Regions from separate parts of the Homo sapiens genome. Here region 2 is linked to region 1. Evidence: chromatin loops called from intact Hi-C (ENCODE). Cell type or tissue: CD4-positive, alpha-beta T cell. All regions are shown on one strand. Links, peaks and the distances in the headings refer to the core of each region. The heading gives the core; the rest is flanking DNA. Region 1 holds the start of LOC124901099 (a long non-coding RNA gene). Region 2 overlaps KCTD16 (potassium channel tetramerization domain containing 16).

What was found. A loop is a pair of places that touch in the nucleus more often than their neighbours do. Peaks named below come from ENCODE experiments on the same cell type or tissue, not always from the same donor. Only the 100,000 strongest peaks of a DNase experiment are listed, where the experiment ranks them.
Region 2: it touches region 1 in a loop (4-fold over the local background); 3 of 110 quality-filtered maps call a loop at or near these places.

Annotation. Positions count from the first base shown.
Region 1 is chr5:143,220,661-143,226,044 of GRCh38, forward strand. ARHGAP26 (Rho GTPase activating protein 26) reads left to right here. Exons shown (of 23, transcript NM_001135608.3): 23 at 1,698-5,384. The coding sequence ends at 1,786. LOC124901099 (a long non-coding RNA gene) reads right to left here and starts at 763. Exons shown (of 2, transcript XR_007058981.1): 1 at 1-763. In CD4-positive, alpha-beta T cell, for the core only: no CTCF peak of the experiment used is centred there; DNase peaks (open chromatin) are centred at 1,801, 2,441 and 2,871; H3K4me3 peaks cover 742 bases; H3K27ac peaks cover 3,058 bases.
Region 2 is chr5:144,181,170-144,186,553 of GRCh38, forward strand. The region is part of intron 2 of KCTD16 (potassium channel tetramerization domain containing 16); the gene reads left to right. Among named protein-coding and RNA genes, the nearest start is that of KCTD16, 13 kb to the left of the region's middle. In CD4-positive, alpha-beta T cell, for the core only: CTCF peaks have their summits at 2,319 (motif pointing left) and 2,522; a DNase peak (open chromatin) is centred at 2,302.

The DNA.
Region 1 (5,384 bases), core at 166-5,165:
TCTTGTGTGGGTTGTCATGAACCCAAAGTATCCTTGCTGTTTATTCCTGAAGCTTAGTGATCTGAAATTGGCCAACTTTGGAGGCCAACTAATAGATGTTTAACCTTGTCTTTTCCTAAGGAGGCACTCAAGGTGTACCCAAAGTTGACTGACACTGATCTTCTGGAAGCCTCAAGGCTGATTCTTTTGCTGCCTCCCATTTGTCTCCTTTGGTTTCTGTTCTTGCGTCTTTCCCTACAAACTGAAACTAGAATTCTGTAGCAGTGTCGGAGCGGAAATGCTTTTCTAAAACAAGCTCAGGAAGTCATTTAATTAGCCCAGGAAGGGAATAGGGGAAAATCTATTCTCTCCAAATAATCTTGGAAAATTGGAGTTTTCCTAACACATTAAGAGTAAATGTCCTGCCTCACTGCAGAGTGATCTGTACATCTTCAGTTGACAAGCATGAACATCCCCCACCTCTTAGTCCCATGATTCCTTCTCTCTTCCTTCCTGCTATTGACTACTGTGCAGACTCAGCTGGATTTTAGATAATCTTTATAATATCACAATGGTTTCCATGGAGATGGATCATGATGTCACAAAAGTAGATATATATTCTTTGGATACTGAAAAATCAAAGGGCAATAGAGGGAGGAAGAGAAGAATTTTCAAACTGGTATATAGAGGAGGGGGAAATCTAGAGAACAGGAAAGAAAACTAAGAAAGGGTGTGAGTGAAACAGAGAAATGGCTATTCAAAGGCTATTCAAAATGACAGCAACCAAAAAAAAAAAAAAAAAAAACCCCAGAAAATTTGCAAGGAAATTAGAAGCAGGGGGTAAGGATTTGAAGGAAAGTAAGATGATGACAAGAAGCTGGATTGATTGATTGAGACAGGGTCTTGCTCTGTCGCCCAGGCTGGAGTGCAGTGGTGCAATCACGGCTCACTGCAGCCTCGACCTGCTGAGCCCAAGCGATCCTCCCGCTTCGGCACTCCCCCTCCTCCAAGTAGCTGGGACTACAGACACGCTCCATCAAACCTAGGTAGTTTTTGTATATTTTGTAGAGACAAGGTTTTGCCATGTTGCCCAGGCTGTTCTTAAACTCCTGGGCTAAAGCAATTCACCTGCCTCAGCCTCCCAAGGTACTGGCATTACAGGCGTGAACCACCAGGCCCAGCCTCTAGAAGCTGGATATCTTTAAAGAGTAGTTCTTAGCAGTCTTCCATGGGCACTGCACTGAGTACATAGTTGATACTGGGCAGGTGGGTGGGTGGATGGATGGAAGGAAGGAAGGAAGGAAGGAAGGATGGAAGGATGGATACATGTATGGATGGACCAGGACAACTGTTGCCCTCTAACAAGAGTAGGAATCTGTCACTTCTTTGTAGTTTAAACCAGGAGCTTCAGAAAATCCGTGAAACCCCTAAAATTGTACACAAAATTTTGTATGTCTGTGTCTGTTTCCTTTTTCATTGTAAAGAAAGTTCAGGACAGCTTTCATCAGAAGGCTTATATTCCACAAAAGGTTCAGAACCTTTGGTTTAAACTTCTAGAATGATGTAACTTAATAAGTGATTGTACTCATTGTCCAAGCTTCCTTCATACACACACACACACACACACACACACACACACACACACCCCACACACACATCTGCCGCCTGCTCTATCTGTAATGCCATCTCTTCTCGCTTTCTCTCCCCTTCCTGTACAGTTCACCCATCTCAGGAGCCTGGCTGGTTGGAGGGGACTCTGAACGGAAAGACTGGCCTCATCCCTGAGAATTACGTGGAGTTCCTCTAACCGTGGGCCCCAGCAGAACTGCTGAGCTTTACATGGTATCCATGACAACTGCTGATTCCAGTGTCGAGGCCATTTCTCTTTGCCACTGAGAAATGCAGCGTGACTGACTCTGTTGCTACCTGTCAACATGAATGTTTCTGTGAGCTCTGGTGTCACTCATCTCCATGATCATCTCAGCCAACATGCATCAGTACTGCAAGAAAAGAAGTCAATCAGCAGAGGAGAGCATTTGATAACTAAGAGGAAGACTTGCAAAGCCGTTTTCTCATGAGTACCCTGAATAGGGGGCACTCATTTTGTTTCAACGGTCCAAACGCCCAACCTTCAGAAAGAGGAAGTCAGATAGAAATAGTCCCTGAGAGCACACTGTGTAGCTAAGCCTGCTGGGGCTGGGTGAAGAAATTGGCGCTGAGATCCAGGCTGGATCCATTGCTTTTGTTTACAATAGGCACTCTCTCTACCCCACCTCTCAGTACTTGAGACTTAAAGTGCTACAGGCAGCTGGATCTGTTTGCATGCAGGATGAAGAGGGTTAAAACACTGTTTATATAAGATCCAATCTCTCACCATCTCTAAAGCAGCCGTTGGCCTGTCATCAGTGAGATACAATCCAGTCTTCTCATGCACGGGAACACACACACCCTGCGTTTCTCCCTCCCAGGCTAGGAACCTCTCTGCCACCAAGGGCTGCCATCCATCGCCTAGTAACCACGGCAACCCAACCTACTCTAAAACCAAACCAAAAAAATAAAATAACACATCCTCTTTGCATGACACATTTTTTTTCTCCCCTTTTTGGTACACTTTTTTTGAATGGTTTTCTAACAACTTGAAGCACAGGATCAAGGAATTAGGGTGGTCTACTTGAGGCAGATGGGATAGTAGCTGGGAACTGTTCCCTTTCTGATTAATTTCAGCAGCATCGGAATATATTTGGAGCACACCCTAGTAACCTCTTGAGATTAAATTACATAGTCTTAATATTTCTGTTCCTCCATGCAACTGATGTTTGTTTTTTAAAGGGTAAGATGCTGCCTCCCAATGGGTGATGCCATCTGACTGGTTTCCCCATGTCCTCCCATTCACCCATCTCTGCTCCCACCCTTGCCTGCCTCTAACCCACCACTGGCCAGCCCCCTTGCCCTACTCTGGGCTGCTGAACACTGGTGCTGTGGTGGTTTTCAAGGTTAATTCCTAGGCTAACCGTATGGCCTATAGTTTAAAAGCACATCTATGTTCACTGCCACTCTGAAAAAGGGAATTATTTCTCAGTCTTTCAAGGCTTGAGACTAATATAGGCCATTGTGATTCAGGAAGAAACCCAAGGTTGGAGGGTGGGATGAGTACCCTCTGAAAAAGGGAATTTGCTGGTGAAAAGAGGCTGGATCTTGTGGAAGACTGTCTTGGATGGGGAAGTACTACCTGGAGATTTCAAATTCACTTGGCCTGCAAACAACAGAGTTATCCGTATCTTCCACATGTGAATGTCATTGCAAGGGTGACTCTAGACAAACTACAAACCGATGGACCGTCAAGCTCCCCAGGAGCCCCTTGGATGGCAGCGTTGCTTCAGAGTGTTTCCTGTTTCTGGAATTCCTTGTTAGGGAACTTTAAAGAAGAAAAGAAAAACTTGAATTGTGTTGAATTACTGTATCTTTTACTTTTTTTTTTTTGAAAAGATAAACTTGTAAATAGAGTGATTTGAAATACTATATGGCAAAGTTTTATATTTGATATTCTTTAAGTTAGTTGCTCACACACTTAGGCTTTGATTGCTGAAGAAGTATGTTTAAGAGGGAGAGAGGGGAGGCAAAGCTGAAGAGAGTCAAGGTCACTGTCCCCGCTTCGGCCTGAAGGAAAGAGAAGACATTTCTATGGCCTTGCTCTCTGCTGTCCTGTTGGTGGGCACGACACATCAGTGGTGTTCAGTCTTTATGTGTTTTTAAGCATCCCTTGGGCTTTGGATTTGGAGATGGGAAGAGCATCTCCAGGCAATGAGTTTTTCAAAGAATGCCTACTTAGTAGTAAGATGAAGCTCAGGATTTAAATAAGTGGGGTCAGGCATTCGAGTTTTTGTCTTTCTTCTCAGGTGTATTTCTTGGTACCCCCAAGATATCAGGCCAGAAAGAGATGAGTCAGTTGCTGTGCTCTTTACTTCTTTTTCTCCACATCTTCTGAGGCTTTAGAAATGTGGACAAGCTAGTTTTCAAATTTTGTGTGCGTCTGTAAGTTCTTAAAGAACCAGCTTCTTAGAATGTTCAGTTCTCAATGTGCTGCTGCTTTCCCTTCTCCTAAACATTTTAAAACTCTTCCCTTTCACCTCCAATTCCCGTGATCCCAAAAGAAGAGGAAGACTCCAGGAGGGGTATAGATTGTGCCGTCATAGCTTTACAGGTGGTTTTAAAGTTAACAGGGGTTTGTCATGGTGATTCACTACTCAGTTTATCAGCTCAAGGATTATACAGCTCTTTTCCGGGAACTCACCCAGGAGCAAGCGAGACACTACCATTGAATCAGGGAATGAGAATTAAGAATGGACAGGACCAAGACAGAACTCAAGAAAGCCACTGGGGAAAACTCGAGAAGAAAGGGAGTATACTAGTAGGTTAGATCTGTGAACCTGAGGACAAGAAGACCTTGGGAAATGGAGGCCTCAGGGGATGTGCATTCACATACTATTACGCTTCTCAAAGAGAGACCAACATCATGCTTTTAACACATTTGATGAGGTTTTTTATTTGTGTTTTTGTTTGTTTTTTGAGATGGAGTCTCACTCTGTGGCCCAGGCTGGAGTGCAGTGGCGCAATCTTGGCTCACTGCAACCTCCACCTCCCAGGTTCAAGTGATTCTCCTGTCTCAGCCTCCCAAGTAGCTGGGACTACAGGCATGAGCCATCACACCCAGCTAGTTTTTTGTATTTTTAGTAAAGATGGGGTTTTGCCATGTTTGCCAGGCTGATCTCGAACTCCTGACCTCAAGTGATCTGCCCACTTCAGACCCCCAAAGTGCTGGGATTCCAGGTGTGAGCCGCTGCGGCCGACCACATTTGATGTTTGAAGTTGTAATCTGTCCCATCATAAACTTACCTGGAGCTCATGTGGAGGAACAGAAGGCCAAGATCCTTGCTTTGGGGGTGCCTCACGAAGCATCCCTGTAGACATTTGGCCCCAGCTTCACTGCTTGGAAGCATGTCCCTCCCTCTTGAGTTGGCTCTGATTTGAAATCGGGAGAAACAGAGCTGCTGCCAATGGGATCTTTTAGGTAACTCCCTCCCTAGCTTCCGTGTGTCTGTGCAGTGCCCATGAGCTGCTGCCAATGGGATCTTTCAGGTACCCCCTCCCCAGCTTCCCTGTGGCTGTGCGGTGCCCTTGACAGATGGCTTCTCTGTTTCCCTTTGCCCAGCCAGGCTCCCCTCCTTCCTATTAGCTACAAAACTGGATAAACTTCAGAATATGAGCCAATGAGTAGGAAGGAACTTGAAGACTAAAGATTTTACTCTCTCCCCTATCCATGCCCCCTACCTCTGACTCTCTCTGTGTGAACAGGAAACTTTAGGGCAGATGAGGAGAATGAATTGGTTATCAGAGTGGAAGACCAT
Region 2 (5,384 bases), core at 100-5,099, 960 kb after region 1:
TGATCCGCCCGCCTCTGCCTCCCAAAGTGCTGGGATTACAGGCGTGAGCCACCGTGCCCAGCCTATACTGCAACTTTTTATGCAAAGATTTTCAAATATTTTTTAAACATGTTTTTAAAACCACCACTTCTCAATGGGATGTAATTGAAAAACAAAACAAAACAAAACAAAGAATAGTGAACGTTCTTGTGTAATCTGAGAGGCCTATGTTGGTTAGTAGCAGTATCTACACAGCAATTCCCTTTTGGGTCTATATAGCCAAAGGATATCAAATCAGCACCTTATAGAGATACCTGCACTCCCATGTTCATTGCAGCATTTTTCAAAATAGCTAAGATATGGAAACAACCTAAATGTCCATCAGTGGATGATTGAATAAAAAATTTGTTGTTGGTGGTGGTGTTTGTGTGTATAATTGAATATTATTCAGCTTTTGTAAAGAAGGAGATTCTGCCATTTGTGCAACATGGATGAAACTGGAGGACACTATGTTAAGTGACATAAAGCAGACATAGGAAAATACTGCATGATTTCCTTTGTATGTTGCTGTGGTTTGGATGTGTCCATCAAAAAGTTGTTGTGTTGGAAACTGAATGGTCATTGTAACAGTATTAAGAGGTGAGGCCTTTAAGAGGTGATCAGGGCAGGGCACGGTGGCTCATGCCTGTAATCCTAGCACTTTGGGAGACTGAGGCAGGTGGATCACCTGAGGTCAGGAGTTTGAGACCAGGCTGGCCAAGATGACAAAACCCCATCTCTACTAAAAATACAGAAATTAGCCAGCCGTGGTGGCACGTGCCTGTAATTCCAGCTACTTGGGAGGCTGAGTAGCTTGAACCTGGGAGGTGGAGGTTGCAGTGAGCTGAGATCGCGCCACTGCACTCTGGCCTGGGCAACAAAAGTGAAACTCCATCTCAAAAAAAAAAAAAAAAGTTATCAGGCCACTAGAGTTAAGCTCTCATGAAGGGATTGATGCTGTTATCGCAGGATTATGTTAGTTATGGCAGGAGTGGGCTCCTAATAAGGTTATCCCCATTCATTTCTCTGTCTTGTGTGGTCACTTCCCCCCTTCACCTTCTGGCATGGATGACTCTTGCCAGGTGCCAGCACCATGCTCTTGGACTTCACAGCCTCCAGAATGATAAGCCAAATAAAATTCTATTGCTTATAAAGTACCCAGTCTGTGGCATTCTGTTATAGCAGTAGAAAACAGACTAAAACATATGTGGAATCTAAAAGCAAACAGAGAAACAAAGCCCTTTAAATATACAAAAGCAGAATAGAATGATGGTTACCATAGGCCAGGGGAAGAAGGGATTGAGATATGTAGGTCAAAGGGTACAAAGTAGCAGTTATGAGGATTAGCACATCTTGAAATCCAAAATACAGCAGGAGGGCTATGAAGGTGATAGTTAATAATATACTATTGCATAATGGACATTTTCAAAGAGTAGATTTTAGGTGCTTTTACCACACACACACCAGCGATTGCTTGAGCCCGGGAGATTGAGGCTGCAGTGAGCCATAATGGTGCCATTGCCCTCCAGCCTAGGCTGACACAGGGAGATCCCTGTCTGAGAGAGAGAGAGAGAAAGAGAGAGAGAGAGAGAAAGACAGACAGAGACAGGTTAAAGAAAAAGTTTCTTAAGATTAAGTACAATTGTGATCTTAATTACCTTTTACCTTTCTTCACTCCCAGTTATGTTTGTTATTATTATTTCTTTGTTATTATTGTTTGTTGTTACTTAACACATATACATACACAGAGTATCTTGTGAGATGATGGATATGTTAAGTTGCTTACTTGTAATCATTTCTCTATGTACATGTATATAAAAAGTCATGTTGTACACCTTAACTTTATGTAATGAAACATAAAAAAAAAAAATAAAAGAGTGGGAGTAAGACCAAAGCAAAATAAACGTGAAAGAAAGAATTCTAAATATATATTAGATCCTAACATGTAAGTAAAGGGCTACTTCAGTATTGAATCTACTTATTGGTGTTTTGTGTTTCTGTGGATATGGTTTTACTGTTATTACATACATTTAGAAATGTTATTCAATTACTAGTGGAGTATTCTGCTTCTTGCACACTGTTCTTCCCTATAAAAACATGGTCTCAAAATAAAATAATTTACTCATAGAATAAAACACAGTTGGATAACTATTCCGTAGTGCTCTTTCTCTACCTATAATGATGCACAACATTTGCTGTTTGCTTATTTTTTTAATGATGCATAAAGGATGACTCTCCTTTTCGTCTCTACAATTTCACATCAGTAAAATGTTTATTCCATGCTCATTTTGCCCCCTAGTGGCTTTTTATGGCCTTGTCCCATATTTAAAAATAATTTTCAAATCTTGTGGAATATAAGAAGGAAAAGTACCATTCTGTTCCTCTGCCACATGCACATTGCTTTATACATGAGGAAACTAAGCCCCAGAAAACTCGCGGGACTAGTCTGGTGTCACACATCCAGCTAGAACTAGAAATTGTATATTGCTGCCTTCTCCTACCCTACTAGAAATAAGCCTCAGGAAGACAGGGCATTTTTGTTCATTGATGAACAAGAATAGTGCCTAGCAAATGGTAGGTGCTTAGTAAATATTTGCTATATGTTATAAATAAAAGTATAAATGAATCAAGGCTAGAACTTATATTTATAGGTTTCATGCTTTACATAATACTATGTAGTATGTTTTATCTTTACCATAAATCTTGTACATAGTGCTTGATACTTGATTCTACTTTACTTCGTGACAATTTCAACTCCTTGAACTACCTCACCCTTTACTTGTTTTGTCATTAGGTTTGTTACATTATCATTCATTTATTCATTCAATATTAGTACCAGCTTAATCAGGTACTGTGATGCCTACAGAACTATAAAGACGTACTTTTTAAAATTCAATTTTTATTTATTATTAACTTGGTAAAATACCATGTAACATAAAATTTGCTGTCTTAACTATTTTTAAGTATACAGTTCAGTGTTGTTAAGTGTATTCACATTGTTGTGAAACTAATCTCTATAACTTTTTAAACTTGCAAAGTGAAATTCTATCTCCATTAAACTTCCCACCCCAGCTCTGGCAAACACCATTCTACTTCTATTTCTATGCATTTGACTACTGTATATAGTATTATTCTTTTTATGACTGGCTTATTTCACTTAGCATAATGTCCTCAAGGTTCGTCCATGTTAAAGTCTATGGCACATTTTGTTTATCTGTTTATCACTGATGGACACTTGGGTTGCTTCCATCTTTTAGCTCTTAGGAATAATGCTCCTATGAATGTGGGTGTACAAATATCCACTTGAGACCCTGATTTCAATTCTTTTGGATATATACTTAGAAGTAGAATTGCCTGATCATATGGTAATTCTATTTCTAATTTTTGAGAAACTGCCATACTGTTTTCTATAGTGGCAACACCATTTTACATTCCCACCAACAGTGCACAAAGGTTCTAATTGCTCCATACGATAGCCAACACTTGTTATTATTTTCTTTCTTCCTTCTTGTAGTGCCATGCTGGTGAGTGTGAGGTGATATCTTATTATGGTTTTTATTTGCATTTCCCTGATGATTAGTGATGTTGAGCATCTTTTCATACACTTGTTGGACATTTGTATAAATTCTTTGGAGTAATGTCTATTCAAGCCCTTTGCTACAAAGAGGTGCATTTAATTAATCAGTTACTTCCTCTGTCTACAGAAAAATTTTAGTTAGCAACATGGTAAGAGCCATTTCCCTTGTTCTTTTTGATAAACTACATCACCATTATTTCAGATCTCAGTAATAAATATAAAATAATAACCAAAACTTGCTCTTATTATGTGTCAGGCACTGTTCTAAATATCTTACATATATTAACTAATTTACTCCTCAAAACTTCCTTATAAATGGATACTGTTAACTATCTTCATTTTGCAGAGGAAGACAGAGGCAGAGAGAGGTAAGTGACTTGTCCAAAGTCAAATGGCTGCTGAGCAGTAGAGTGAGGATGGGTACCTAGGAAGTTGATTTAGAGTCTATGCACTTAACCACAACATTATTTTGCCTCTCTGACACCTACTCAGTCTTTTAAAATATCACCTACATCTTTGTTATTGGACACCTCTTCTGTATAAGTTTGTATTTCAGACAACAGAAAATTAAATGCAAATTGATAGCATTGTAGGAAGATACTCATTGCCTCAGTGGATGCCAAGTCTAGGGTACAGCTAGCTTCAGATTTGTTTGAATTCAGTGGCTCAAACAATATCATATATCTTAATGGTCCCAGAAAATGTTCCCAAATCACATCTTTTTTGGCTCTGGTTGAGCTTCATGTCCATTGCTGTAATAAAAATGGTGGCAGGGAGTATAAAATGCTGTGACCAGTCTACCCAAGTAAGTCATGCACCTGTACCTGGAGCAAGGGTGACAGCAATACAGCCTGAAGCACAGAAACCTGGAGTAGGGGAGGGATAATTCTCATGCAGTATTACTAGACACCCATTTACATTTTATTGTTTTCTTGGGAGATAGGGAGCTTTTTTGCATTAGGAATAAATACATGAGTGAAATTACTAAGATTAAAAAAAAACCCCTTTCTTGTCATGAATGATTTGAGTAATAAAAAGATAATAACAATAGGTAACATCAATTTAGTACTTACTATATAATAAATGCTGTCCTAAGTATTTTACATGTATTGGCTCAATTAATCCTCACAAGAACTCTCTAAGTCAAGTGCTATTATCATCCTGTTTTACTGGTAAGATACCTGAGGTGCAAAAGTTTCTGGGTGTACCTGGAAGGGAATATGATAACTTGCCCTAGGTGACCCAGTTGATGAAGTCAAGATTTGAACTCCAAGTGAGCTTCAGAATCTCTTCTGTATTCTAACATTTGAACACCAGGCTGTCTTCAGAGCCTCTTCTATAATCTATCATTCATATCATAAGGTAGCTTACTTGTCACATATGGAAACTGTGGCCCACAAAAGAAACAGAATAATTCATCAGTTATGCTTGATGTTTGCTACCAGGAAAGACAGCAGAGACTCTCATATGGCCAACCCAGAAAACAATTAGAGTTTACACTAGCATCTAAAGTCTACAGTTATGTAAGAAAGAAATATGTAAATATGAAGTATATTCTACGAAGTTTGTGCTAGATCTCATTTTTTTTAAAAAAAAAAAGAAAAAAAAAAAAACTAATGGCTTATTGTCCCTGTTCAGAGCCTAAGGGAATTGGTTTAAAGTTTAAATAAAAAATTGTACATGCTGCCAGTCAGAACTATTCATCATCATAAGCATTGCATTTATTTTATTTATATGTGCTTTAACAATATTCTAGATTTGTAGTTTTAAAAAATAGCTGAAAAGTCTG